Regions from separate parts of the Homo sapiens genome. Here region 2 is linked to region 1. The links are chromatin loops, found by intact Hi-C in ENCODE. Cell type or tissue: heart left ventricle. All regions are shown on one strand. Links, peaks and the distances in the headings refer to the core of each region. The heading gives the core; the rest is flanking DNA. Region 1 overlaps PLCG2 (phospholipase C gamma 2). Region 2 overlaps PLCG2 (phospholipase C gamma 2).

What was found. A loop is a pair of places that touch in the nucleus more often than their neighbours do. Peaks named below come from ENCODE experiments on the same cell type or tissue, not always from the same donor. Only the 100,000 strongest peaks of a DNase experiment are listed, where the experiment ranks them.
Region 2: it touches region 1 in a loop (3-fold over the local background); 8 of 110 quality-filtered maps call a loop at or near these places.

Annotation. Positions count from the first base shown.
Region 1 is chr16:81,844,644-81,859,248 of GRCh38, reverse strand. It overlaps PLCG2 (phospholipase C gamma 2), which reads right to left. Exons shown (of 33, transcript NM_002661.5): 3 at 4,662-4,805; 4 at 893-986; 5 at 86-133. Among named protein-coding and RNA genes, the nearest start is that of PLCG2, 73 kb to the right of the region's middle. In heart left ventricle, for the core only: no CTCF peak of the experiment used is centred there; no DNase peak of the experiment used is centred there.
Region 2 is chr16:81,791,363-81,806,619 of GRCh38, reverse strand. All of the region lies in intron 2 of PLCG2 (phospholipase C gamma 2), which reads right to left. Among named protein-coding and RNA genes, the nearest start is that of PLCG2, 20 kb to the right of the region's middle. RefSeq lists enhancers at 7,576-8,185, 8,456-8,875, 8,926-8,975. In heart left ventricle, for the core only: no CTCF peak of the experiment used is centred there; a DNase peak (open chromatin) is centred at 7,599.

The DNA.
Region 1 (14,605 bases), core at 1-8,000:
TCATGCTCCCACCCCCTTGGAAGGTTTAAAGATAGAATGAGGATCGAAATCCAAAGTGATCAGAAAAAAACTGAATGACTCTTACCTGTTTCTTCTGGTTTGATCCACAGAATATATCTGCTTTCTCAGCCAACTGGAAAGAAATATGAGACAAAAGAAAGAGAGAAAGAGAAAATTAGAAAATAGCACAAGTCTAAGTGAGTCCTACGGAATGTGCACAAAAGGAACTGGAACCAAAAGGAGGAGTCTTCCAACTTTCTAACAAGGGCAGCTTGGGAAGCAGTTTCCTCCTAGTGTGGAAAAGGCCTATCTAAGCCAAGATTTCAACTCAAAAAGGCCAGGTTTCTTTACATTGTCAATTCCTTCTGATGATAGTCATTTAATCCCCAAAAAGCTAGAAAGAAAAATAGTAAAAAGTAGAGGACTTTGATTTAGTGGAAGGAAAATAACTCACACCCCAATGCCCATCTAGACTCCCATGACACTGAAGAGACAGTCTTGAGGTCTTCATCAACCCAGGAGGGAGTGATAGGTGGAAAATTCCAGACCCTGTATCTGTCCTTTGATCAGTCCACTGAATCTCTTATTAAATCCTTTAAGAAGGAAGCCCTGTTTTCCCCCAGCACATACCCCAGGAATGTTTCTATCTCGAGTCCAATGCACCACTCACTCCAATAGGCCAACGCTGAAAACTAGCACAGGGAAATGCTCTTATTTGAAAAACTGTAGAGCCCACACCGCTACTAGGCACCCATTGCATACAAGACACTCAACGAGCCTCAAAAAACCAATGTCCCTTTTTTTTTTTTTCCCCCCTGTAGCCCATGTTGGCTAAAGGCAGCAGAATAAAGGAATCAGCAACTACGCAAATCAACAGGCAAAAGCCAACTACCTCTCGATAATGGTGGGCGTGGACGCATTCATCGCTTCCTGGTGTAAGATTTTCAAGCCAGAGAGCCAGTTAACTGCATCCTCTTTAGAGTCAGCTGGAGTGGAGAAAGGGAACAGAAATGCTGTGTTAATTCCTGGGAAGACGTCTGCTTACAAAGCCCTGCCCCATACAGATCACGAAGATGGGAGAAGCCTATGCTGGTTTCTAGTTTTGCAGAAGGCAAAGAAAGCATCCCCTTTCACACCGTCATGGCCCTAGGACCTGCTTTTTGTCTGAGATGGGGCCACACATTCATGATGAGCTTTGTACCACAGGGATGACAAGTGGGTTATTTCCTGTGCCAAATGGAATCAGCTAAGAATGGAGGGAGTGGTGGGAACTATCACTATGACATTGTTAACATCATTTGAGCACTAACTACATATATATACTAGACATTGTTCTAAGTGTTTTTCCTATATTGATCCCACAAGGGAAGTACTATTATATTCCCATTTAACACATGGAGAAACCACTGAACCTAAGACAGGTTCAGTCATGTGTCCAAGGCCACACAGCTCATAGCAGCCATTACAGACTGAATATTTGCATTCCTTCCGAATTCATATGTTGAATCTCTAACCCCTGAGGTAGGGCCTTTGTGAGGTATTTAGGTTTAGATGAAGTAATGAGAGTGGGGCCTCCATGAGGGGATTAATGCCTTTTTAGAGAAGAGAAAGAGAGACTAGAGCTCCCTCTCTATCCAAGCACACCCTGAGGAAAAGCCATGTGAGCACATGGCAAGAAGGCAGCTGTCTGCAAGTCAGGAAGAGAGCCCTCACCAGAACTCAACCATCCAGCATCTTGATCTTGGCATTCCCAGCCCCCAGAATTGTGAGAAAATAAATGCCTGATGTTTAAACCCCCAGTCTACAGCATTTCATTACAGTAGCCAGAGCACACTGAGACAGTGGAAGATACAGGATTTTAAACAAGAATCCATTATCTTACCCTGGCAGCACACTGACTCCAGGGATGAAAAAGCTGAGGAATTCAAACCCAGGTGTCCAACTCCAGAGCAGAGTTTCTCAACCCCAGCTGCTCAGGAGAATCACTTGAAGGCTTTTCAAAACCCCAATACTTAGGTCCCACCCTAAAGTAATTAAACCAGAAGAGAGGGATGACGGAGACATCAACAGGTGGAAACACCTGCCTGGTGCCAAAGTATATCAAAGGTTCAGTCATCAGTCTCCTCTGCTGCTATAACAAATGACCACAAACTTAGTGACTTAAAGTAATATAGATTTATTTTCAGACTGTTAGAGAGGCCAGAAGTCTAAAATAGACTGGTTGCATGAGATCTCTGAATTCCTTCTGAAAGCTCTGGGGAAGAATCTGTTTACTCACCTTTCCCAGCTTCTGGAGGCTGCCTACATTCCTTAGCTCATGGCCTCTCATCTGCTGACCTTTGTTTCCATCCTCACATCTCTTTCTCTGGGAATGACCTTCCCGGGTATCTAAGAACCCTTGTGATTCCACTAGACACCCAGATAGTCCAGGATATTTCCCATCTCAAGATCCTCAATTTAACCACACCCGCCAAGTCTCCTTTTCCATAGAGGATAATATATTCACAAGTTCCCGGGATTAGGACATGGGCATCGTGGGAGGGCAGTATTCAGCTTCCCATGGATGAGTACCACTGGCTTAGGGATTTAGCTTTTTGTTTTATTAAAGAGTGTTAGCTTTTAACCCTATGCTAACTAATAAAATGCAGAATCTGGAATAATCTGCACCACAACCCTAAGCAGCTGTCAGTATCTCCCCTGCTTCTAATCAAGATGGCACAGAGGGACAGCAAGTAGAGCTTGCTAATACCCAGGAGAGTATGGCTTGCTAATACCCATGGTTGCTATTACCCTTGTTAATAAGCGGCATTGAGGAGTGGTTAAGAGCTTGGCATCTGGCAAAAGGAAGATCATAGCTCAAGTCCCACTGCACCACTTCAGGGCTGTGTAACATTCAGGAGGTTACTTAACCCTACTCTGTGCCTCATCTCACCTGTAAAATGAAGCTAACAGTGCAAACACCTCATGGAACTATGAAGCCTCTCCTTAAGCACCAGGTACTTTATCAGTCCGTACACCCATGGCAGAGACTGCTGCTCTCATCTTCCCACACAGATGCGGAGGAAACTGAGGCTCTGAAGGGCTGAGTTTGTCTCAGAGCCAGTAAGTGAGAAGATGGAATGTGAATCAAAATCTTGACCATCACTGTGCTGACCTTGAATTTAGGGTTCCGGAAGAGGGACCAAGAGTGGGATATATATCAAAGTTCACATCCTGGCTTCCAAGACCCGGGTTCTTCTGGTCTCCTTACCAAATTAAGAACAGGGGGTCAGGGCTCAGCCTGCAGGTGGGGCTAAGGAGACAGAGGTGTGAAGCTTCACCGCCACGGGCCTTGCCCTCCTACCCCATCTCTACCAACTCCCCCTCCATATCATCAGTCAGACATTCGCTCCTCATTTCCTACATCCGACATGCTATTTCCCTCCTCCAAGCCCTGGCACACACCACAGCCTTTCCCTGGAGCACCCTCCCTCTCTTTCCTCCAAACTCCTACTGAAGCCTCAAAACCCAATGTAAAAGTCACCTTCTCTGCCAAGCTTCCCTGGAATTAAACATTCACAGCACACTGTATCATGCTTGCACTAGGTCTTATCCCAGTACACACATCTGTCTCCCCAAGTCGACTGAGAGCTTCTTAAAGGCGGCACCAGGTCCCATTCATCTTCCTAGCTCACTGGCATGTACACAACCTAACACAGAGTATAGGCTCAAAAGACATGTAGTAAAAGAATGAATGAGAAATTAATAAGTTATTTGACCGAAAAGTAAATGTCCCTATATTGCTCAACTTTGACAGCTGCCTCACCCACTTTGGTCTATTTTAATCGTATTTATTTTCTTAATTAATATACATATACTTCTAAGTCAATAAATTCTAGGACTGAACTTGAAAGTAGATACAAGCTTCTGCCCCTGAGTAAAGTGAGGAAAGTGCATGTGTGTGTGCAACAGAAGATCTCAGGACAGTTCCTTCAGATCAATCAGATTTGCTGAGCCACATCTGCTGGAAGAAAACAGGTTACATTTTTCTTTTTCTTCTCTTTTTTTTTTTTTTTTGAGACAGAGTCTTGCTCTGTCACCCAGACTGTAGGGGAGTGATGCAATCTTGGCTCACTGGTTCAAGCAATTCTTGTGCCTCAGCCTTTCAAATAGCTGTGACTACAGGTGCGCACCACCACACCCAGCTAGTTTTTGTATTTTTAGTAGAGACAGGGTTTCACCATGTTGGCCATGCTGGTCTCAAACTCCTGACCTCAAGTGATCTGCCCGCCTCAGGCTCCCAAAGTGCTGGGATTACAGGGATGAGCCCAGCGTACATTTTTCATCCAACAGAGCCTGGCCTTCAGTGTTAAAACTATCTAATCATCACTTATTCAGCTCTCAGCATGAGCCAGAGAGACACTTAACATACTCCTCACAATACCCCCATGAAATAGGCATTATTATTCTCCCCATTTCACAGCTGAGCAAACTGCAGCTCAGAGAGGTTAAGTCACTCACCTAAAGACACACAGCTAGAAAGGGGCAGGGCTGGGATTCAAAACCATGACCCCAAATACACATCAGTGAGCAGGCAGGGGTGAGCATTCTGCTATTAGCGAACTTCTTCAGGAAGACACTAAGGCACAGGGAAGGAGAAAGGCACAGAAACATGCACCTACCTGCCAAGCTGAGCGTGCTGAGGACGAACTGAGTGCCATATAGGATGGTGAAGCAGCAGTCTTCTTTCTGGCGAACTGCTTTTGCTCGCTCGAAATCTTTGGAGTTCTTCCCTGGGCGGATTTCTTTTATTTCCATGATATCCACTAAAATGAAATTAACATGAGCCAATTAGAAGCTGGAGTTCCCTCCACCTGAGGATGCAGCCACACAACTGCAGCCCAGGCACAGCCTGGCTCCTTCCTTCCCCAACAGGATCCCGCAAAGCTATCTCTGCGTCTGGACTCAGTGTCCCCTCCTTCTGGAAATGGACAAAGGGCTAAGACCCTACCCGGGCATTTGCTGCCACCCCACAAACCCCTGGAGTCTGAAGAGTTTGGGGTTTCCGCTCACCCTGTTTCTCAGACAGACACATTTTAAACTAGGACAATTAATTTTTGTAATGCAACTGAGATTTCAGGAAATAAGCACAGACTATTCTACCAAAAAAAAACAAGAGACCAAATTGATGCTCACTAGAGATCACTCTAGGCAGCCTAAAGGTCAACTGTCCGGTTGACCTTGACCTTGATGACCTTTTCCCTTGAGTCCCAAAAGCTACAAATGCTCTGTGGCTCAATTAAAGGGGGAAGAGGAAATGAAGGCACTAACTGATTCAAATTAAAAATAATAATAAGAGGCCAACCCCAGCGTTGGGGATGGTAACAGGGGTTCTGGATATCACAGGGCCTGTGAGAAGAGAGTGGTAAACTATGACTCTGGTAACAGTCCAGAGTAATGGACTGTTACTAATGGGCCACAGCCTCCAGTATTTATGCCTTATATAGCCAGCTGCCCTTCAATCCAGGTTGTCTCTGTGACCTGTTTTAACCAATAAAATGTAGTATAAATCAGGGATTCCCCAACCCCCAGGCCATGGACTGGTACCGGCAAGTAAGCACTATTATCTGAGCTCCACCAACTGTCAGATCAGCAGCGGCATCAGATTCTCATAGGGGCGCAAACCCTACGGTGAACTACGCATGCGAGGGATCCAGGTTGTGTGGTCCTTATTGGAATCTAATGCCTGATGATCTGAAGTAGAACAGTTTTATCCTAAAGCAATCCCCCCACTGCCCCCACCATCTGTGGAAAAACTGTCTTCTATGAAACTGGTCACTGGTACCAAAAAGGTTAGGAGCACTGGCACGCTGGCATAAATGATGCTGTACCAGTTCAGGGTCTAATGGTTTTTTTTTGTTGTTTTGTTTTTTTTTTTTGAGACAGAATCTCACTCTGTCACCCAGTCTGGAGTGCAGTGGCATGATCTCAGCTCACTGCAACGTCTGCCTCCCAGGTTCAAACAATTATCCTGCCTGAGCCTCAGGAGTAGCTGGGATTACAGGCATGTGCCACCATGCCCGGCTAGTTTTTGTATTTTTAGTAGAGATGGGGTTTCATCATGTTGGCCAGGCTGGTCTTGAATTCCTGACCTCAAGTGATCTGCCCACCTCAGCCTCCCAAAGTGCTAGGATTACAGGCGTGAGCCAGCGGGCCCAGCCTGGGGCCTAATACTTAAGAAGGCCTGGTACCTTCCATTTTGTGCTCTGGGGGAAGCCAGCCTCTGTGTAAGAAGTCAGACTACCTGGAGACCACCATGCTGTAAGAAGCCCAAGTTAGCCCTATGGAGAGGCCATGGAAGAAGAATCAATGCCCTCAGCCAACAGCCCAGCTGAGCCCCCAGCCAACAGCCACAGAGCACTGGACCATCTTAGAAGTGGATCCTCTGGCCCCAGTGAGCTGCCCCAGCTGACAACATGTGGAACACAGACAAGCTCTCCCAGTCCCCACCCATGCCCAGATTGTAGAAATATGTGCAATAAATAAAATGATTGTTGTCTTAAGCCACTAAACACTGGGATAGTTTGTTGTATAGCAATAGATAACAGAAACAAGTAAGAAATCCTTCCGTTCTGCAACTTCTGCTGCCATGTGACTCCATCTACTCCTGGTCAAAACCTACCAGGCAAGGATAGCAACCTGACTGACTCAAAGGTGACTCCTCCTTCCCCCTACAAGATGACCAGTGAACTCTGGACTGGCACAGAGACACAAGCTCAACAAGCTCAACCAGTCCCTTCTTTCCCTTTCTTCTGAAAAACTACAACAACAATCATCTTTTCATGGGATGCACCCATTCCATGTGCTTTAGATAGAGCTGATTCACCCCCACCACCTTCAACCACAAGCTGAAGGCGACAGCAGGGGCCAGGGAATGACCCAAGTGCCCTGGCTCAGTGACTGGTTCGGGGACAGACACATGGCCCAGCTGCACCATCAGCATCCTCCTGGGACTTATTTGGCCAGGACTACTGGTAAAACCTCCCCTCCACGGCTGCTCCCAAGCTGGTAAAACATGAGCCTGGGAGTGGCAGGGACCACCTTGTCTACCATGGAAGAAAGTGTTATCAAACCCTGGTGTACCTTTGAACTCCAGCACTCCTGGAGATGAGAGTGAGAAAGGAGATCTCAGCTTTGCAGCAAGAAGAGGTGGCTGTGGCCTGGAATTAAGGAAGAGGACAGAACGAAGTCCAGAGGTGAGCAAAGGCATCTTAGAGTCATAGTGAAACACAGGAGAGGTTCGTGGCCATTCACAGGCAACAATGGGAGCTAGAGGAGGAGAGCAGACAATTAAGTTAGAGGAGAGGGGATGGGATGCACTCAAAGCTTTCTGAGTTCTTACCGTGGGTCTAGCTCAATTAGAAACAGCTCAGTGGGCAAAAGCCATGTGAAAACAAGCCGGGCACTGGTGGCCCACGCCTGTAATCCCAGCACTTTGGGAGGCCAAGGCGGGCAGATCACTTGAGGTCAGGAATTCGAGACCAGCCTGGCCAACAAGGTGAAACCCCATCTCTAGTAAGAATACAAAAAGTAGCTGGGCTTGGTGGCACAGGCCAGTTGTACCAGCTACTTGGGAGGATGAGGCAGAAGAATCGCCTGAACTCGGGAGGCGGAGGTTGCAGGGAGCCGAGACCACGCCACTGCACTCCAGCCTGGGTGACAGAGTGAGACTTCGCCTCAACAACAACAACAACAACAACAAAAAGGCCATGTGAAAAGAGTAAAAAAACAGCACGTCATCTACATCCTGTGCATGTACGGTGGTAGACATACCCACCTACACGTGACAAGATTTCGTAGAACTACACACCAAAACAAATGCAAAATAACAAGAAAACGGAGTGTATGTAAAAAATGGTGAAAACCAATTAAGATCTGCAGTTTCATTAATAGCACTGCACCAGCGACCATGTCCAGGTTTTGATAACTATGGTTATGAAAGATGTTATCACTGGAGCAGCTAAATGAATGGTTCACAGAAACTGTACTATTTTTGCCAGGTCCACAAGAGTCTAAAATTATTTCAAAATAAAAAGTAACTAAAGACACTTCTCAATTATGGGTGGCCCTATTATTAGGGGGGTGGTATCTCTAAACCTTGTGGGGTAGAGTATTAGGGATGAAGGTGAGAGAAAGTAGAGAAAGGACTCATCCCCCGTCACACCCCACTGAGGACTTCTACTACAAGCTGGCTGGGGGGACCCATAACAAGTGGGGACCCCATCCAGACCTTGCACTATAAATCTTGTTCAAAGGGCCATTCCCACTGATTGCAGACCTCGAGGAAACAAAAATAAGCGGGCCCCATCTTAAATCTTACTCAAGGGAGTTAACCCTATTGCCCGCATGTGCAGGAGATCTGAAGAATGACCAGTCCTCCACCTTGGCTGCATTATAATACTAAACATCATGCCTAGGGGTGGGGATTTAACACGCTAATGAGATATGCAACACAGGAAGAAGCTCTCTATGCTGTTACACTGTGCAGGTGCCAGAAGTTCCCCGCTTCTACATGCTTAAATATCACTCCCTGCCTACTTTAGCCCCTTTAAAATTCCTCTCCTGACTGTCTTCGGGGAGCCAGGAAGAGAATTCTCTTTCTCTTGTGCTGCTTCTCTTATGCCTGGGCATAAGCTCCAATAAAGCCTTGTCTGGGAAAACTCTTTGGACCTCTTGTCAATTTCTATCACACTGAGAGCCCAAGAACGCACGGTCAGTAAAAGATGGACATGTCGCCACTCTTCACCCAAACCAGAAATCTGAGTCTTCCTTATCTCTTCTCTTTATCTTCACTCCTCAAAAACAAACAAACAGAAAGATCCTTTTCGTGCACTGAAACTTTTTTGTTTGTTTGTTTCATTTATCTGGGGGAAGCTTGAGTACTTTTACAGACTTCATGATGTTGCACCCCAAAATACTTAATTTATCTCAAAAAAATGAGCACACTTTCTTATAGAACCATAAAACCTTACACCTAACAAAACTGATGATAATTACATAACATAACCTAACACCTCATCTGTATTTAAATTTCCCCAGTTTTCTCCAAATCTTTTTACAGTAGACTTGAAGACAAATAAAATGCATACATCTTATCTCATTATGTCATTACATCTTCAATCCTACGGAGTCTCCTTGTTTACTTTTGTTTTCTCTTGTGCCTTTGACTTTTTAAAGACACTAGGCACTGGAATTCATTTTTAGAGGAAATCAACATGGCTGATATAACTGCTTTAGCAATTATCTAAAAACTTGAAAGGTATTAAGGTTTGTTTTCCAAAGTTAGTTATTCACCCACCCAGTTGACTGCCAGTGAAAGTCTAGTGACTTTAAGCAAACATTCTTTTCTCTTTCTGTCTAGTCTAACAATTCTCTTTCCCAGTAAAATGTCTTCAAGAGGGAATTTTTTTGGTTTTTTTTTTTTTTTTTTTTTTTTTTGAGACAGAGTTTTGCTCTTGTTGCCCAGGCTGGAGTGCAGTGGCACAATCTTGGCTCAGTGCAACCTCCGCCTCCTGGGTTCAAGTGATTCTCCTGCCTCAGCCTCCCGAGTAGCTGGGATTACAGGCATCCGCCACCAGACCTGGAAAATTTGTGTGTGTGTATGTGTATTTCTAGTAGAGACAGGGTTTCACCATATAGGTCAGGCTTGTCTCGAACTCCTGACCTCAGGTGATCCGCCTGTCTCGGCCTTCCAAAGTACAGAGATTACACGCATAAGCTACCACGCCCAGCCAAGAGGGGATCTTTGAACTGGCCTATGGTGAGCATCTGTCCTTACAGAAAAATTATACATAACTAAAGAAAAACTTTTTTAGACAAGGTAACATTGTCTTCCAGCAATAGCCAGATTTTAACAATTCTACTTCTGAAATTGCTCTGGAATCTGTCAACGTCTATCCATTTCCATGGCCAACACCACAATCCAAGCCACCATTATCTCTTGTCTATGGAGGCAGCTTCCTGACTTGTCTCCTTAAAGCAGTACGTTATCCCCACAGTCACCTTACGAAATACAAACAGGCTCATGCCACTCCTTGGGATCAAGCCTTCCCGTGACGTCCCATTGCTGTAAGGACTAAGAACCACAGCCCTGTGATGACCCCTCCAACCCCACGTGGCCTAAGCATCTGCCTCCCAGCCCTTGCACCACCCACACAGGCCCCTCCAAGCATCTCTTATAGGTCACACTCATTCCTACCATAGGACATTAGTGGTGTTGTTGGCACCACTGAAAATGTTCTTAGTCTGGTTAGTGCCAAGCTCTCCCTTCCAGTCTCAGCTCAATCAAACCAAACTCAGAAAACCTCCCAATGCCTGCTATGATCTATACCAAGCACCTCTCTTCCACAGCACTCAACAGAGGCAAATATGTATTAGATGGAATCTGTGGATCCACAGCCCTCCTTTCCTAGACTGTAAGCTCCATACACGCAGGGATTGTACACCCTTCTTCACCACTGAGCTCCACCCCTATCAGAGTAGCTGGCACACAGCGGGGCCCAATAAGTAGTTCTTGGAAAGAGGAAAGGGACAGAGAGAAATGGGGACCTCAAGAGGGATCAAATTACTGATGACTGAGCAGAGCAGGGGACAGAGAGGAAGAAGGACAGAGGAGGAGACAAGGGAGACCAAGGGAGACAGAGAGGGACAGAGAGACCAGGTACAGAAAAGCACAGGTTACCCAGACAAGGAGGGAGAGAAATGCAAACGCACATGTACAAAGGCAGAGAGACAGAGCATGGTAAGAAAGAAAGAATGAAATTCTAACAGCCATTCTAATGATACAAGCAGCCCTGCACATCCGCACACCCCCTTCCAAAGGGCCCAAACAAGCACCCTTTGGAAGCCAGCCCTGCCCCAGGAAAGAGCTGCAGGCATCTGCCTTCATCAACCAGGACTTTATCATCCTGAACACCCCTCTCTTGCTTCTTCCCAAGACAAGTATTAGCTTATTCATCATACTTCTGAAATGATTATCCTTTCTCCACTGAGTGGCCTCTGCCCCTTTGTCAAAGATCAGTTGATGATATTTGTGTGGGTCTATTTCTGCGCTCTTGATCCTGTTCTACTAATCTTTCTATTCTTCTGCCAACATCACCTGTACTGATTACTGGAACGTTAGAGTAAGTCTTGCAGTCCTCTGATTTCGTTCTACAATGCTGTGTTTGCTAGTCTATGTCTTCCACCTTTCCATATAACCTTTGGAATCACTTTGTCACTACCCACAGAATAACTTGCTGGGATTCTGTAATATTGTGACTTTTAATAAGATATACAGTCATCCCTCAGTGACTGTTGGGGATCGGTTCCAGGATCTTCCACAGATACCAAAATCCAAATAGATGCTCAAGCCTCTGATAAAAAATGGCAGAGAATTTGCATACAGCCTATGCACATCCCTCCATATACCTTAAATCCCTAGATTACTTTTAATACCTAATACAATGTAAATGTTATGTAAATAATTATACTGTATTGCTCAGGGAATAATGACAACAAAAAAGTTTGTCCATGTTCAGTAAGATGCAATTTTCTCAAATATTTTCAATCGACCATAGCTTAAATCCGCAGACGCAGAATCCACAAATACAGAGGACTGACTGCATATATTTGGTCTCCAACCCCATTTTCTGGCACACAACCCCTAACACCCTTGGAATCTGCAGTGATAAGTATCTTTTTGTAGGGCTGGGGGCTCCTAGATACCTCAGGATGAAGGTTGGCTGCCAGGGGAACCAACGATGTGATTAGAGGGTTGGAACTTTCAGCCCTACCCCCAACGTCCAGGAAGGAGAGAGGGGCTAAAGACTGAGTTGGTCACCAATGGCCAATGATTTAATCAATCATGCCTTTGTAATTAGGCTCTCATAAAAACCCAGGATGACAGGGCTTAGAGAGCTTCTTGGTTGCTAAACACATGGAAGTTTCTGGCGGGTGGCATGCCCAGAGAGAACATGGGAACCCTATGCCCTATGCATCTCTTCTATCAGGCTGATCATCTTTATCTTTTGTAATATCATTTTAATAAACTGGTATACATGTTTCCCTTAGTTGTGTCAGCCATTCTAGCAAATTAATCAAATCCAAGGAGTGGGTTATTGGAACCCCAATTTATAGCCAGTCAGTCAAAAGCATAGGCCACAACTTGGGCTTGTGACTGGCACCTGAAATGGGACAGAGTCTTGAGGGACTGAGCTCTCAACCTGTGGAATCTGATTCTAGCTCCAAGTAGATAGTATCAGAATTGAACTGAACTAGAGGACACCAAACTGGTGTCCAATGGAGAATTGTTTGCTTGATGCGTGGGGGGAAAACCATACACATCTGGTGTCAAAAGTGTTGAGTACAGAGGGAAGAGGAAAGAGAAAGAGAAAAAAAACACACCTTGATTTTTCCTTTCTCTGAGGTGAAGTGTTTCGTGCTGTATTGAATGTGAATTGAAAAAAACCTTTTCTTGTATCTCTATTAGATTTTGGTTGGGATTGTGTTGAATCTATAGATGAAGCCAGGAAGAACTGATATCTTGAAAATATTGAGTCTTCCTATCCATGAACATGGACTATCTACTCATGATCTTTTTAAGCATTAGCCATAAGCCCGATGTTCTGCTGGATGTACTTGATCCTGGCCCTCAAGGGTCTTACAGATACAGTAGCCTCATCCTTGAGGATAAAAATAAATGCTATATAGCAAAACTCTTACAGAGCACCTACTCTGTGTTAGGCAGAGTGCTAATGTTTTGCATGTTATCATAGGTTGGTTCCCTGGAAGTTGAGCCTGAGTCAGGAATTCTTGCTCAAGTGTTTACTGGGAGAGTGCAGGAGTGGGATGGCGAGCAGAATAAAGCTAAACAAGGCTGTGGTCCCACTTAGGGATGGGCTTCACCCTGACTGTATAGGGAGTGGCGGGGGGATGTCTGGAGCATGAATCACACCGGAAAAGTAGGTCCTCCTGAAGGAAGGGAGGCCAGTCCTCTTGTCCTCCCTGCCAGTCAGTCATTGGCTTGGCTTACAGCCACTACAACCTCCTAGGTGATGCAGATTTCTTCTAGTGAGAGCAGTGCCCTGAAGAAGGGGCACCTGTGAGCCACGACACCCAACACTCCTAGCAGCTGGGAAATGGAGCACAAGCCTGGTAATGGGAGCTGAGTGGGGCACAACAGCATCCTCTGTATTAACTCATCGTTCCTCACAAGAACACTATGAGGCAGGTACCATGACTGCCCCTATTTTACAAATGAGGAAACTGAGATGTGGAGAAGTGAAGTACCTTGGCCAGGGTCACCAGCCACAAGTGCAAGAGCCAGCATTTGAACTTTGACTCATAGTCAAGCAAGTGACTCTAAGAAGCCACATAAGAATATGCAGCTCTCTCCAGGGTTTTCTATCTGGTATTCAGCAAAGTCTGAGGGGGTCGGTGGGCATTTTTGTTGACATCTCCACCCCTTGATCTTACATCAGGCAGGGGCATCTTGGTGAATGATGATCCCACTACCCACAGGGGTGCAGAGCTGCACAGAGAGCGGTCAGGCCCACTGCGCTCAACGCAGTGCATTCAAGCCACCTTTCTGACCCGAGGCTGGGAACAAGATTCTAGTGCAGGGGCTGCAAATTCATGTTCCCAGGAGCTATCCAAGTCATGAGGAGCAGTGTCGCTACTGATGAGGTGGACAGACTCTGGAACCTGGAGTCCCAGCTCCCCAGCTTATAGCAGATAGCTTTGGACAGTAACTTCAATTCTCTGTGCCTCTGCTTCTTCATGTGAACAACAGGAGTGATAGTGATACTTACCACACAGTGCTCTTGTGGGGATTAAATGAGTGTGCGACTGTACATGTGTGTTTGTCAATTAAAATAGTACCTGGCAAAACAAAAATGTAGGGGAAAAAAAACAAAGATGTAGAAGCTTCTCTGTACTTGTTAGCAACTGAATCAAGCTGGACACATATAAGGCATAAGAAATAACACGGGACAGGGAACAATGGCTCATGCCTATAATTCCAGCACTTTGGGAGGTTGAAGTAGGAGGATCATTTGAAACCAGAGAGTTCAAGACCAACCTGGGCAACAAAGCAATACCCCATCTCTAAAAAAAAATACAAAAAATAAACGCAGTTAGCCAAGTGTGCTGGTGCACACTGGTAGTCTCAGCTACTCAAGAAGTTGAGGGAGGAGAATTGCTTGAGCTCAGGAGTTTGAGGCTGCAATGAGCTGTAATCACAACTCTGCACACCAGCCTGGCAAGAGAGCAAGACCCTGTCTCAGAAAAAAAGAAAGAACATGGTGTCTCAATTTATTTGCTGTGAACATTAAGGAGGCAGATCCTTATGTACCGACATGACAAAAACTCCTCGATGACCTGTGTAAATAGGAGACTAGATGTATGCATCCATGTGTGTACACACATACATGGCCATGTGTACATGTACATATTATATACAAGTGTCCATCACTATGCAAATTCTCACTATCTGAATGTCTACTATAACTTATTAACTCTTTTTTTATGCAAAATGCACAATCCAGATCATAGACCTGCTGTACGAGGTTCACGAGCACCTAGGTGC
Region 2 (15,257 bases), core at 4,073-12,072, 57 kb after region 1:
ACATGTCTGCAGGCTATCCTATGATCATGTAATGGTGCAGACTCCTACTCTCAATGGTCATGAAGCTCCCTGGCCACAAGCTGAGCAGTGCTGCCTGGGTCAAAAGCAACCCCCAAGAAAGGTTCTACTGTGATTACCCAGTAATCTGCAGAAGTACAGCTGGCACTGGATGCTCGGGCCCAGCAATCAGATGTCACACCTAAATCTAGGACAGATGGCAAAGCTGGTAGACACACTTCCACATTTTCAGTCTCTGTGGGAAATTAAAGCTACCTGATCACACACACAGGGAGCACCACTATGATGATCATAGTACCTGCCACATGGAGAATGCCTTTGCTGCTTGGGGACCACGGAAGCAGGTAATGCAAAAGGACAAAAGAGGTATAATCTAGATCTGTGCTATCCAATATGGTAGCCACTAGCCACATGTGGCTTTTGAACACTCAGAATTGAATCTGTCTGAATCAAGATGTGTTATAGGTATAAAACACACACTGGATTTTGAAGACACAGACCAAAAACCAGAATCAAATATCTCGTTAATAATTATATTGCATACATGTTGAAATAATAATGCTTTGGATATACTGAGTTAAATAAAATTTATTAATAAAGTTAGTTTCACCTCTTTTTACCTTTATGAATGTGGCAACTAGAAAACTTTAAACTACACACATGACTGCGTACAGTGGCTCACACCTGTAATCCCAGCTACTCAGGAGGCTGAGCTGGGAGGATCACTTGAGCCCAGGAGTTTGATTCACTTCACCCAGAACAAAATCCCATCTCTATTTAAAAAACAAAACAACAATAACAGCAAAAAAAAAAAAAAACAAAAAAAAAAAAAAACAAAACAAAACACTACTCTCATGGCTGGTATTGGTGACTCACACTGTATTTCCATTGCACAGCAGTGGTCCAGAAGCAGCCAGCTTTGGCTACTGCAGGATGGAGACATGGATGGCAAAGCATTGTGAGTGGGGTGGGGGAAGGGGGTGTGAGGCATCTGTTCAGATCTTTCGCCCACTTTTTAATTGGGTTGTTTTCTTATTGTTGAGCTTTTGTTTTTGGTTTTTTTTGTTGTTTTCTTGCGTTTTGTTTTTTTTTTTTTTTTTTCTGAGATGGAGTCTCGCTCTGTTACCCAGGCTGAAGTGCAGTGGTGCAATCTCTGCTCACTGCAAGCTCCACCTCCTGGGTTAACGCCATTCTCCTGCCTCAGCCTCCTGAGTAGCTGGGACTATAGGCACCCGACACCACACCCGGCTAATTTTTTATATTTTTAGTAGAGACAGAGTTTCACCGTGTTAGTCAGGATGGTCTCGATCTCCTGACCTTGTGATCCATCCACCTTGGCCTCCCAAAGTGCTGGGATTACAGGCATGAGCTACCGAGCCTGGCCTTTTATTGTTGAGTTTTAAGAGTTGCCTATTTTGGATATGGGTCCTTTATCAGCTCTTGTTTCATAAATATTTTCCCCTATCTGTGGCTTGTCTTGTTAACCTCTTAACCTAAAGGTTTTCTGGCACATGGTGATTGGGGAAAAGTGTCTGATGTTGTTCCTCTGAAAACTTTGGTAACCTTGGGCAAATCACTGAAGCTCACTGTACTTAGGAGTAAACCAGGCAAAACTCACAGACAGATTGTAATGACTAGACACTACAAATAAATACCCATACACATGATCACATGGATACATGTGAGCTTGTAGTGCCCAGCACAATACTGACACATGGCAGATGCTCAATACTGCTCCCAAGCTTTCAAGAACACTCTCTCATCCTGGTGCCAGCAGCACTTCCCAATGACATTTCTCCAGGTTCCTCTTAGGAGGTAACTGATTGCCAAAGAGGAGGCAGAGGAGCTCAAAGTGGACAGTTAGGAAGAAGCATTTCCAGGGCTCTGGGAAAACGGTCACCAAATATACACTCCCTGGGCTGAGGCGTTAAACCTTGAAATGATGAAAAGTCTGTGCTATGCTTCACCGCAACATTTGGACAAACATCTACTGAGGGAACTAAGACAGGTTACTAACTTCAAAAAATGGTCCTTTTGTGCCACAAAAAAAGCAGAAGTGATGGTTAAAATGTATGATTCTTGACTCAAGCCAAGAAGCACATCCTTGCCAATCAGTGTCCATGCCCATGTGCTGCAAGCTAACATATCCAGAGTTGCCTCATTCATTTACGCCCTAGTCAGCACCAACCCCATGCCAGAAGACAATGCTGGGGCCCAGAAAAGTTGAAAATAGGACACTGTCTACAGAAAGCCAATGTTTAGAAGGAAATTATTACATCAACTATTTAAGATAGAGCAATGAGCAATCAGGAAAATGCAAATCAGAACCACAATGACATAACACTTCACCTCCACTAGGATGGTGATAACCAAAAAGACAGATACTAACATGTGTTGGCGAGGACATGGGGAAGTTGGAGCCCTCATACATTGCTGGTGGGAAAGTAAATGGTGCAACTGCTTTGGCAAACAGTCTTGGCAATTCCTTAAGTGATTAAACAGTTACAGATAACCTAGAATTCCACTCTTAGGCAAAGAGCCAAGAGAAATGGAAACATGTGTTCACACAAAAACTTGTACATGAATGTCCACCGCAGTATTATTCACAATAACCAAAAAGAGTCCAGGCACGGTGGCTCATACCTGTAATCCCAGCACTCTGGGAGGCAAGGCAGGTGGATCACTTGAGGCCAGGAGTTCAAGACTAGCTTGGCCAACATAGTGAAACCCTGTCTGTATTAAAAATACAAAACTTAGCCAGGTGTGGTGGTACACGCCTGTAATCCCAGCCACTCAGGAGGCTGAGGCACGAGAATCACTTGAATCCAGGAGGTAGAGGATGCAGTGAACCAAAATCGCACCACTGCCCTCCGGCCTGACCGACACAGTGAGACTGTAGAGAGTAAAGAAAGAAAGAAAAGGAAGGAAGGAAGGAAGGGAGGGAGGGAGGGAGGGAGGGAGGGAGGGAAGAAGAAAAGAAAGGAAAAGAAAAGAAAAGAAAAGGAGAAAAGAAAAGAAAGGAAAGGAAAGGAAAGGAAAGGAAGGAAAGAAAGGAAAGAAAGAAAAGAAAGAAAGGAAAGAAAGAACAAAGAAAATGAAAACAGTAACCAAAAAGAGAGAACTACCTAAATGTCCATCAAGTGATGAATGGATAAACAAAATATGGTCTATCCATGCAATGGAATATTAGTCTTAAAAAGGAATGAAGTGTTGATAATATGCTACAATATGAACGAACCTTATGTTAGGCTAAAGAAGTGAGATGCATCCTGGCTAACACAGCAAAACCCCATCTCTACTAAAAATACAAAAAAAATTAGACAGGCGTGGTGGTGGGCACCTGTAGTCCCAGCTACTCAGGAGGCTGAGGCAGGAGAATGGCATGAACCCATGAGGCAGAGCTTGCAGTGAGCCGAGATCATGCCACTGCACTCCAGCCTGGGCGACAGAGTGAGATTCCGTCTCACAAAAAAAAAAAAAAAAAAAAAGTGAAATGCAAAAAGCCATGTATTGTGAGAAATGTCCAGAATAGGAAACTCTGTAAAGGCAAAAAGTAGATTTGTCATTGCCAGGGATGGGGGAAAGTAAAGTAGAGGTGACTGCTAATGTATAGGATTTGGGGGAAATTATGAAACATTCTAAAACTGATTATGATAATGTTGGTACAACTCTGAATATACTAAAAACCACTTAACAGTATACATTAAGGGGTACATTATAGGGTATACAATGTTTTTATCTCAATAAAAGTATTAATTTCTTTTGCACTTTGGGAGGCTGAGGTGGGTGGATCACCTGAGGTCAGGAGTTCGAGACCAGCCTGATCAAAATGATGAAATGCCGTCCCTACTAAAAATACAAAATCAGCTGGGCGTGGTGGCGCATGCCTGTAATCCCAGCTACTTGGGAGGCTGAGGCATGAGAATTGCTTGAACCTGGGAGGCAGAGGTTGTAGTGAGCTGAGATTGCGCCACTGCACTCCAGCCCGGCGACAAGAGTGAAACTCCACTCAGTCTCAAAACAAAAACAAAAAAAGAAAGAAAACAAATCTATAGGTTCCTCATCAAGAGAAGGTGGTAGGTCAAGGTAGCAGTTACACATTCAATATCACATATCTACTAAGCATCTACTGGGAACACTTGGTAGCAAAAGCTGGAAGTACAGACATGAATAAGACTGTACCCACCTGAGGCCGGGCGCGGTGGCTCACGCCTGTAATCCCAGCACTTTGGGAGGCCGAGGCGGGTGGATCACGAGGTCAGGAGATCGAGACCATCCTGGCTAACACGGTGAAACCCCATCTCTACTAAAAATACAAAAAATTAGCTGGGCGCGGTGGCGGGCGCCTGTAATCCCAACTACTGTGGAGGCTGAGGCAAGAGAATGGTGTGAACCCGGGAGGCGGAGCTTGCAGTGAGCCAAGATAGCGCCACTGCACTCTGGCCTGGGCGAAAGAGCGAGATCCGTCTCAAAAAAAAAAAAAAAAAAAAAAAAAAAAAAAAAAAAAAGACTGTACTCACCTGAAGGAGCTAACTTCTAGTTTTTTCATTCCAGACAGAATGTTGGTGGGCACCTCTGCACAGCCACAGATTTTTTGGAAGCCATTTCAAAATGAAATGTTGGCCAGGTGTGATGGCTGATGCCTGTAATCCCAACACTTTGGGAGGCTGAGGTGGGTGGATCACTTGTGGTCAGGAGTTCGAGACCAGCCTGACCAACATAGTGAAACCCCGTCTCTACTAAAAGTACAAAAATTAACCAGGCGTGGTGGTGTACAACTGTAATCCCAGCTACTGGGGAAGCTGAAGCAAGAGAATCGCTTGAACCCTGGAGGCGGAGGTTGCAGTGAGCTGAGATTGTGCCACTGCACTCCAGCCTGGGTGACAAAGCAAGACACCACCTCAAGAAAAAAAAAATTAAAGAAAATAAAAAACAACTATCTAATATCGAAAAAATGGGAGATAGGTTTTTAAAAAATAAGGTAGAATCCTATAGTAATTTCAAACAATAGCGAAGACGTGTTTGCTGGAATCGGGAGTATCATGATTGGAAACAACCTAAATGTCCAGCATTGACAGGACAGATCAATCTATCGTGCTGTACTGTTGAGTGAAATTGCTCATGGATGTTAAAATAAAGCTACATCAACATGGAAAATCTTCACAAGGTCAAGCAAAAACATGCAAGTTGCTTGAGGGATACACACCACGCAGTGTCTTTTATGTAAAGACCTGCAAAACATATTATATGTTAATCATGGATGAAAATTTTTGAAATGGGAATTATAATTATTAAATCATGATACTGATTTCTCTAGGGAGGGAAGGGTACTTATGAGAACTTAACTATATTTTATTTCTTAAAAACAAAAAAGATCCAAAGCAAACATCACAACTCATCTAAGTTGGTTGCGGGGTTGGGGGTTATTTATTCTCAATCGCTACGCTACTGAATTCCCACATGCATAATAGCTTTACTCAAATTGATTATCTTGCAGCTCTGGAGACGAGCAAAAGTCATGAGTCTCATGGGGCTAAAATCAAGGCATCACTGGGACAAGCTTTCTCCAGACCCTCTAGGGGAGAATGAGTTCCTTTGCCTTTTCCAGCTTGCACAAGCCACCTGCATTCCTTGATTCATGGCCCCTTCCTCCATCTTCAGAGCCAGCTGGTGCCATCTTCCAGTCTCACTCTGACTCTGACCCTCCTGCCTCCCTCCTGCAAGGACCTTTGTGATTTCATCATATCCACCCAGATAATCCAGGATCATCTCCCCATCTCAAGATCTGTTCAATCTGCAAGGAGCATTTTGCCGTATAGAGTAATATATTCACAGGCTCCAGGGATTAAGACAAGGGCATCTTGGGAGCAGAGAGCGTTTATTCTGCCTATCATAGAGGGTTGGAAATAACAATAATAATAATAATAATAATAATAGCAATAGTATCACAATAGCGAAGATAGGGAATCAACCCAAATGCCCATCAACAATAGACTGGATAAAGAAAATATGGTACATATACACCATGGAATACTATGCAGCCATAAAACGGAACGAGATCGTGTCCTTCGCAGGGACATAGATGAAGCTGGAAGCCATCATCCTCAGCAAACTAACACGGGAACAGAAAACCAAACACTGCATGTTCTCAATCATAAGTGGGAGCTGATCAATGAGAACACATGGACACAGGGAGGAGAACAACACACACCAGGGCCTGTTGGGGAGCAGGGTAAGGATGGAGGAGAGCATCAGAATAAATAGCTAATACATGCAGGGCTTAATATCTAGGTGATGAGCTGATAGGTGCAGCAAGCCACGATGGCAAACGCTTACCTATGTATCCCACACATTCTGCACATGTATCCCAGAACTTACAATAAAAGTAAATTTAAACAATAATAATAGCAATAGTAGCTCTTATAGAGTGCTTGGGATATTTGCCAGGTACTATGATACCCAAAGTATGATACATAATTAACTCCCCTAATCCTCATGAGAGTCCAGTGTAATAGGTACCATTATTATCCTATTTTACAGATGAGTGCAATGAAAAGTTAAGTAACTTGTCCATGGCCACAAATGGGATAAGTGGCATAGCCAAGATCTGAACCCAGGCAGTCAGACCCTGGATCCCTTGCTCTTGAGTATGTGGGGTCTGTCATATTATTTTTTAAACCAACATCGACATTTAAAATAGTTAATAACAGGCTGGGCTCAGTGGTTCACACCTGTAATCCCAGCACTTTAGGAGGCCAAGGTGGGAGGATCACGAGGTCAGGAGATCGAGACCATCCTGGCTAACACGGTGAAACCCCATCTCCACTAAAAATACAAAAAAATTAGCCAAGTGTGGTGGCGGGCGCCTGTAGTCCCAGCTACTCGGGAGGTTGAGGCAGGAGAATGGTGTGAACCTGGGAGGCGGAGCTTGCAGTGAGCCAAGATGGTGCCATTGCACCTGGGCAATAGAGCGAGACTCTGTCTCAAAAAAAAAAAAAAAAAATTAATAACAGGCCAGGCTCAGTGGCTTGCACCTGTAATCCCAGCACTTTGGGAGGCCAAGATGGGAGGATCTCTTGAGGCCAGGAGTTCAAGGCTACAGTGACCTATGGTCACACCACTGCACACCAACCTGGGTGACAGAGCAAGACCCTGCCTCAAAAAATTAATTAATTCATTAACTAAAATAAATTAGTTAATAATACTAACATGGTCACAAAGTAGTACAAAATGAAAAAGGCAGATTACTAAAGTACATTACAAAAGGGTCGCATGTTGTGAAAATGTCTTGTGAATAAAGTTTTGTTGGACAAAAAGATTTGGAAGGTGGTACACCAGGTGTTAACACCATCTCTCTGGGTAGGGGGGTGGCGGGGGCTAAGGGGTTGTTTTTCTCACCCAGAAGTAGGTTAAAATGTGTCTACCAATGAACACATAGTACTTCTATAATGAGGGGGAAAAAGCAGTTGTTTTAATTAGGAGAAATATGCAAGGCCAGAGGGAAGCAGCTCAGAGCTGTCTAAACAGGAAACTGGCGTAACGTTCACTCTGCGCCACGCTGGGCTTGGGCCCTTCTTGCCTCCCCAGGGACACGGGCCCTCCTTCAGTCATGCTACTACCTGGTGTAGGGGCTTTTCCCACTGGTGGAGGCTGGTGGCAGGCCAGGGACATCCTGGAGTGGCTGGTAGTGCTGGGGAGAGAGACACCTGGCCGGTGAAATCCAGCCGAAGCAGGAGCAGAGAAGACGCAGTGGGATCCCTGAAGTCCTGAGGCCGGGGAGGCCAGCCCCTCCTCCACCTCTTCTGAGCTCTGCGGGGTCTCCTCTTCCTGCTGCACATGCTCTCACCATGCCTTGCCTAATTTTGCTAGTTTCCATTCTACAAATTAGTAAGTTCCCATTTCCTTCTTTCTCAAAACAGAATCCTTCACACACACAGATACTTCACCTCCCAAAACTCACGCCTACCCCTGGCCTCCAGCACAACTTGTATAGATGAAAGCAGCACCTTACAGCTTCTTCCCAACAGCCCTGTGACAGTGGAGTGGCCCCCAGGCTGTGATGTGGTATCATCACTGTTTCTATTTCCAGAACTTCACCTTCACCCTGTCGACGCTCCTTCTCCAAGCCCAGGCCTCCCCAGCCTCCCAGAAGCACTGGGCTGCTTTTATATCCAGGCTCAGGTCCAAGAGCACTTAACCCCAGAGGACCCCTAGCTGTGTGCTACAGAAGAGCAGGAGGAGGACACCCCCTACACATGCGAGCTATGTCTCAGCCTGTCCCATGTCCCCCACGCAAACACAAATGCAGGCACCTGCTGCCTGAGGAGACATATGGCAGCATGGCTGGGAGGCACCCTGTGTTAAGTACATACTGGACTTGTGACAATCACTTACAAACTGAATCCTCCCAGTGATCTGATGGGGTAAGCTCCACTATTACCCCATCTTATAGATAAGAAAACTGAGACTCAGGCCAGGCGCGGTGACTCACACCTGTAATCCCAACACTTTGGGAGGCCAATGCAGGCAGATCACTTGAGGTCAGAAGTTCAAGGCCAGCCTGGTCAACATGGTGGAACCCCATCTCTACTAAAAATACAAAAATTAGCCAGGTGAGGTGGAGGGTACCTGTAATCCCAGCTACTCAGGAGGCTGAGGCAGAATAATTGCTTGAACCCGGGAGGCAGAGGTTGCAGTGAACTGAAATTGTGCCGCTGCACTTCAGCCTGGGGACAGAGTGAGACTCCATCTCAAAAAAAAAAAAGACAAGAAAAAAGAAAACTGAGACTCAAAGAGGCCAAGTAGATTGCCTAAGGTCACACAGTCACTAAGTGCCAGGACCACGAGTGGAACCACGGTGTATGGTTAAAGAGGAAGTTGTCACAGAGGTGCCCTATCTCAACCCCAGATACTGCTGCCATGGTTAGGAAGAAACCGGAAGTCCGAGGCTGAAAGGGGCAGCCAGGGCCTTTTCCTGATTCATCTGTTAACCAGGTATCTGAGGAGCACCAGCCACAGGCCAGATATGGGCCAGGTGCTGGGAAGTCCCCCTTATGAACAGAACAGACAGGGTCCCTGGCCTCCCAGCACTCTTAGTCTGTGGGTCAGGACTACCGAAGGCCTGGCCCCAAGATCGGGCCTTGCATGAAAGCAGGAAAAGTCAACCCCAGGATTTCTGATTTCAACCCCAAACTGCACAGCACCTAAATCTCTCCCAAGACAAATCAAGACACATAATTTTGCGAGCCTGATATACAAAAACCCGCATTTATATCTAAGACAGACTAGGGGACAGGTAGTGGAGATAATTTTTTTTTTTTCAAAAATGATTCACCAAGGGACATCTTTAACTAGATCCCTCCCCCAACTCAGCACAATCCCTAAGACGTTGGACCTGCACTGACTTGTCAGGAACTCCAAATATACCTGCATTCCCAGAACTTGGTGCTATTTTGAGGGACAAATGCTGCCTCCCTCGTTTACCCACTACACTGTATTCCCTCTTACACCCTCAGGGCCCAGGCCAGAACCAACGCAGCTAGAAAATAACATGACACGTGGAAGAAAGCAACGCCTCTTAAATTCCGTTATGACAAACCACAACCCATCCATAGTATCAGTGGCTGAATGGGTAGGTCAATCCCTGTACTCACCCCGTTGCCCTCAGGCCCCTGTTACATGAGAGTGTATTTGTGTGTTAGGCCTGCCACTCATGAAATACCAAAAATTGGATGGCCGAAACAACAGAAGTTTGTCTCACAGTTCTGGAGACCAGAAGTCCAAAATCAAAGTGTTGGCGAGGCTGGTTCCTCCTGAGGGAGCACCCCTGGTGTTCCTTAGCTTGCAGATGCATGACTCAGATTTCTGTATCTGTCTTCACATGGCCTTCTCTCCCTGTGTCTCTCTCTCCTCTTCTCATAAGGAAACCAGTCATATTGGATTAGGGCCCACTCTATTCCATTATGATTTCATCTCAACTAATTACATCTGCAAAGACCCTCTTTCCAAATAAGATCACATTCTGAGTATGGGGATTAGGACCTTGACATATGAAATTGGTAAGGACAATTCAATCCGTAACAGGCACCCACCACTGCCCACAGCCCGGGAGCCAGACGATGTCCTCTTACAGGAGACCACCTCCAATCCACCCCTATGCCCAGGAAAGGCTGGCCGTGCCAAAGGATACTGATCTCCAAAGCAGCCTGCTCATGTGTGCTGGCTTTAAAAGGCATGGCCCATAGGAGGCCTCTCTCTCAGGGGTCCATCCTTGGGAGGTTGCAAAACCAAAGCTGTCACTGATGTGGCAGCAACAGAAAAAGCCAAGGTTTGGAGACAGTCTGTGCTGGGGAGGGGAGGGCCACATCTGTGAGAGAAACCCAAGAGGGCAGATGAGGCTGTCTAAGAGACATCACCATCAGCAGCTCTAGTTACAGACAGGAAAGTCCTCAGTGCCAGTGGCTCACCACTTCCCTTTCCATGCAGCCCAGCGATGAGACTGTTCATTCTCCTGGATTCCTACAAGACTCCCAAACCCTTACCATCAACCTGCTTATCAGCCTTCACTGGGGCACCTAGAGCTGCCTCTGTACCCTCCAAAATTAGGGGTTACAGAAAAGCCTGGAAGGATGCCCCCCAACTTAGGCCCTGTTCTTCTAGCATGCGGCTAGGGCATGTTTCCCAGCATCCCTTGCACTTGGTCACATGCCAAATTCTGTTCAATAGAAGGTGGGAGGGGGCCGGGCACAGTGGCCCATGCCTGTGATCCCAGCTCTTTGGGAGGCCAAAGCAGGAGGATCACTTGATCCGAGGAGTTCAAGGCTGCAGTGAGCTGTGATCACACCACTGTACTCCAGCCTGGGCAATAAGCAAGACCCCATCTCTTGGGGAGAAAAAAAAAAAGCAGGTGGGAGGAAACAGGTACATCCACTTCAGGTATGGCCCATAGAAACCTCCAACCTCCTGAGCCATCCTCTGCTCTTCCTCTTCCTCCATGCAGTGGTCACACAAAGGATCCTGCGGTAGCCTCCAACACCTTTGGAGATGATAGCACAGAGTCCCATTGTGATCAGACAGCAGAGTCCCACCCCCAATCCCACTGGATCATGATTTGAGTGAGTGAGAGATAAACTTACAGGAAGAAATAACTTGTTACTGCAATTAGGCTACCTTCACTAATAGGAAAGCTTTGTTGCTATGCCCTATGCCAGAATGCTCTCCCCACAGAGCTTCCCATGGCTCCCTCCTTCTCACCCTTCAAGTCTCAGCTCAAACATCACCTCTACAGAGAGGCCACCCTGAGGCCTTCCCCAGCTAGGCTAGTGCTCCTGACTAATGACTCCTTATTACAGTACCCTGTTCCTTTCCTTCCTAGCGTCTATCACGATCCAACATGATTGAATGTGTTAGTCTGACTTTTTCTGCTTTTCCTACAAGATTGTAAGATCCTCTAGAGATCTTCAGGGTCCTGTTCACTACTTTATCCCCAGTGACAAGCACATTGCCCAACACACATCAGGTCCTCTTTGAGTATTTGCTAAATCAACAAAGGAACAAATTCTAAGAACATTCTAAGGTTGTCATCCAGGATAGAAGACAACTCTTGAAAACAAGACAAGCAATTCCTCAGCTATTCAGCATAAGAGAAGGGCTATAGCACCATCAAGAATAAAAATGTCAACTCTACTTTTCACACTGGCATGCTCCAAAGTGGAGGACACATACTCCAGGGGGAGCAGGACAATCCATCGGGTGCAGGAAGGAAAATCCTCATATAAATGGAAAATGTAGTATTTATCCCATCCTTTCTACAATGCCATCTTGCCTTTATGCTGGATGATGATAATGATGACATCAACGACAGCAAGAGCAAAAAATACTTAAGCACATCCTCTGTGCCAGATACTATTGAAGGATTTTACATATATCACGTCATTTACTTATCACAAGAGTCTTATGGGGTGTGTTCTTCAACTATTCTCATTTTATAGATAAGGAAATGGAGGCCCAAAGAGGTGACATGAGAGACCCAAGGTCACACCCCTACCAAGTGCAGGACCAGGATTTGACAGCCCTTCTTTATACCATCACCGCATACCAGTAACTGAAAGGCAAATACATTTATGGACACTTCAGGCATTGGTTGCGTCTTATTTCTGATGAGACGCTTCATTGCAGGGGCTTGGGGACCACCCTCAGACAATGGATTTCTTCTTAGGAGATGCCAGCGAGAAAATAATTCATTTATTATTATTATTAATAGTAATTTCACATTTATTTCAAAAACATTTTGATAAAATAATAACTTTCAAAAATATTCATTTTTTCCATGAAAAGAAGTCCAAGAGTGGATTTCAGGATGAGCCAAAATACAGTAAACTCTCACTTCGGCACCCTTGTCCCCAACAGCCCTTTTCCAGGCTGTGTTTGTGGTCTTTTCCTAGCATCTCCCCACAAATCCGGCGCCTCTAGGATGAGCACTGAGTCTCCTTTCTCTTGGTACCTCCAGCACCTGGCAGAGCAAGTCCTCTGCACACGTAAGGAATTCATGTGTTTCTGTCCTGCTGTCACAAAGAAACTCTAAATGAAGCTGCCATTCTTTGGTCTCAGGCAGGGTGTTTATGACACACAGATCTGATACGTCTTTGAGATCATTTAGGAGAAGAAAACAACACAGAGCAGGAAGAAGACTTGAGACTGAAACTGGGAAGAACAAGTTCAAATTGTAGCTCTGCCCTTTCCTTAACTTGGGCATGTCATCTCATCTCCCCAAGACTCAATCTCTTTATGAATAAAGCAGGGATAGCTCCCCCTTCACTGGACCACTGCGGGGATTAAGGAGTTATCTTTGATGTGCCTTCACAGAGACTAGGACACAGTGAGCATTCATTAGAAGAGGCTCTCATCAACGGTATCACTATTATCATTATTAAGTGGGAACCCCAAGAACCTAATACCAAGGAAACAGACAGCTCATATGTTTGAGAATCCGTCACTCATGGGCAGCCACCACTTGCCACAAATAAGCAGACAGAGAAGATATGCCTAAGCAAAAGTGAAAATGTCAGGATAAAAAGCCTACACAGTTGAGATGGACGCATCCAGGCCCTCAAAAGGGCCCATCACCACAGCCGACCCTAAAATTCCAGACCCACAAACAGGTGGCACCACATCGGCTCCTGAGACAAAATCCAAGCCTTTCAAATGCACAAGATGCAAGAGGACACCTAAGGCTCAACTCAGAAAGGCCCCAGAGCAGACCCCTTCCCACCTGAAGACTGCTCAACTAGGTCCCTCAGAAAGGAAAGAAAACCAACATGCCCAACAGTACCACAAGCTCCCTCCCGACATTCACAGACAACCAGCTCCTTAACTCTATGCAGAAGGCTGGGGATGGAAGGAATCCCAGCACCATCTTATCCAACACCCCTGGAAAGCAATAGGGAACCTGGAGGCCAGGAAGTGAGGTGTTGTGCTTCAGACTCAGTCTTCTCTGCCAGAGGCCAGGCCTTGGGGGTCCTCACCAGGGGGCCTTTTTTCTTTCTGGTCTTATTGTATTAAGTTTCGATTATGCAATATTTCCCACATCTTAAAAAGAACATAAAATAAAATCCATTTAATTCTCACCCAATAAGATAGAAACTACTATTATCTCACTTGACAGATATGGAAACTGAGGCACAGAAATATAACAAAAGAATTAGCTTCCAGTCACACTTCTAGTAAGTGGCTGATATGGTCTGGCTCTCTCCCCACCCAAATCTCATCTTAAATTGTCGTTCCCATAATCCTCATGTGTCATAGGAGGGACCCAGTGGGAGGTAATTGAATCATAGGGCCGGTTACCTCCATGCTGTTCTCGTGATAGTGAGTAAATTCTCATGAGGGCTGATAGTTTTACAAGAGGCTTCCCCCTTCACTCAGCTCTCCTTCTCCTTGCTGCCACCATGTGAAGAAGGCTTCTCCTTCCACCATGATTGTAAGTTTCCTGAGGCCTCCCCAGCCATATTGTGTGTGAGTCAATTAAACCTCTTTCCTTTATAAATTACTCAGTCTTGGGTTTTGTTTGCTTGTTTTTGTTTTGTTTTGTCTTTTTTTTTTTTTTTTTTTTTTTTTTTTTTTGAGACAGAGCCTTGCTCTGTCACCCAGGCTGGAGTGCAGTGGAGTGATCTCGGCTCACTGCAGCCTCCGCCTTGCACATTCAAGCAATTCTGTGCCTCAGCCTCCCAAGTAGCTGGGACTACAGGCATGTGCCACTACACCCAGCCAATTTTAATATTTTTAGTAGAGATGGGGCTTCGCCATGTTGGCTAGGCTGGTCTCGAACTCCTGACCCCAGGTGGTCCATTTGCCTTGGCCTCCCAAAGTCCTGGGATTACAGGTGTGAGCCACTGTGCCCAGGCTGGAGTATGTCTTTATTAGCACCATAAGAATGGACTAATACAGTGGCAGAGCAGGGATTTGCATCATAAATTGGGATTCAGAGTCGACATGCTCATGTGGGAGCTTGGCTGCTGGTGGCCACCATCAGTTCCTGCCTACCATCGATATGCATGCCATTCCTTCTCTAAGAGAGAAATTTCCTTTCCTTGAAGCTGAGCTGGGCTTGCTGATCTGAGTTGGTGCAAGTGATGTCCTCGGATTTATGAGGCTGTCGTAAGAAGCCTGTAGCTTCTGCCTGGGACTCTTCTGCCTGAGACCACCACATGGTAGATGTTTGGTCAACAGTCCCAGCTAAGGCTGGGTGCAGTGGTTCATGCCTGTAATCCCAGCACTTTGGGAGGCCAGGGTGGGCAGATCACGAGAGGTCAGGAGCTCAAGACCAGCCTGGCCAACATGGTGAAAGCCCATCTCTACTAAAAATACAAAAATTAGCTGCATGTGATGGTACCCACCTGTAATCCCAGCTACTCGGGGGGCTGAGGTGGGAGAATAGCTTGAACCCAGGAGGCAAAGGTTGCAGTGAGCCGAGGCTGCACCATTGCACTCCAGCCTGGGTGACAGAGATTCCGTCTGAAAAACAAACAAACAAAAAATAATCCCAGCTAAGCTCAGTCTTCCAGCCATCACCACTAAGGTATCAGATGTGTGAGTGAAGATTCTGGAACCTTCCAGGCGAGGTGACACCAAATGACCTCAGTCCAGGCTACAAAGAGTAGAAGAATTGCCCAGCTGAGCTCTGCCCAGATCTATGACCCACAAATCTGCTTGTTTATATTACATGACACCCATTAATCCCA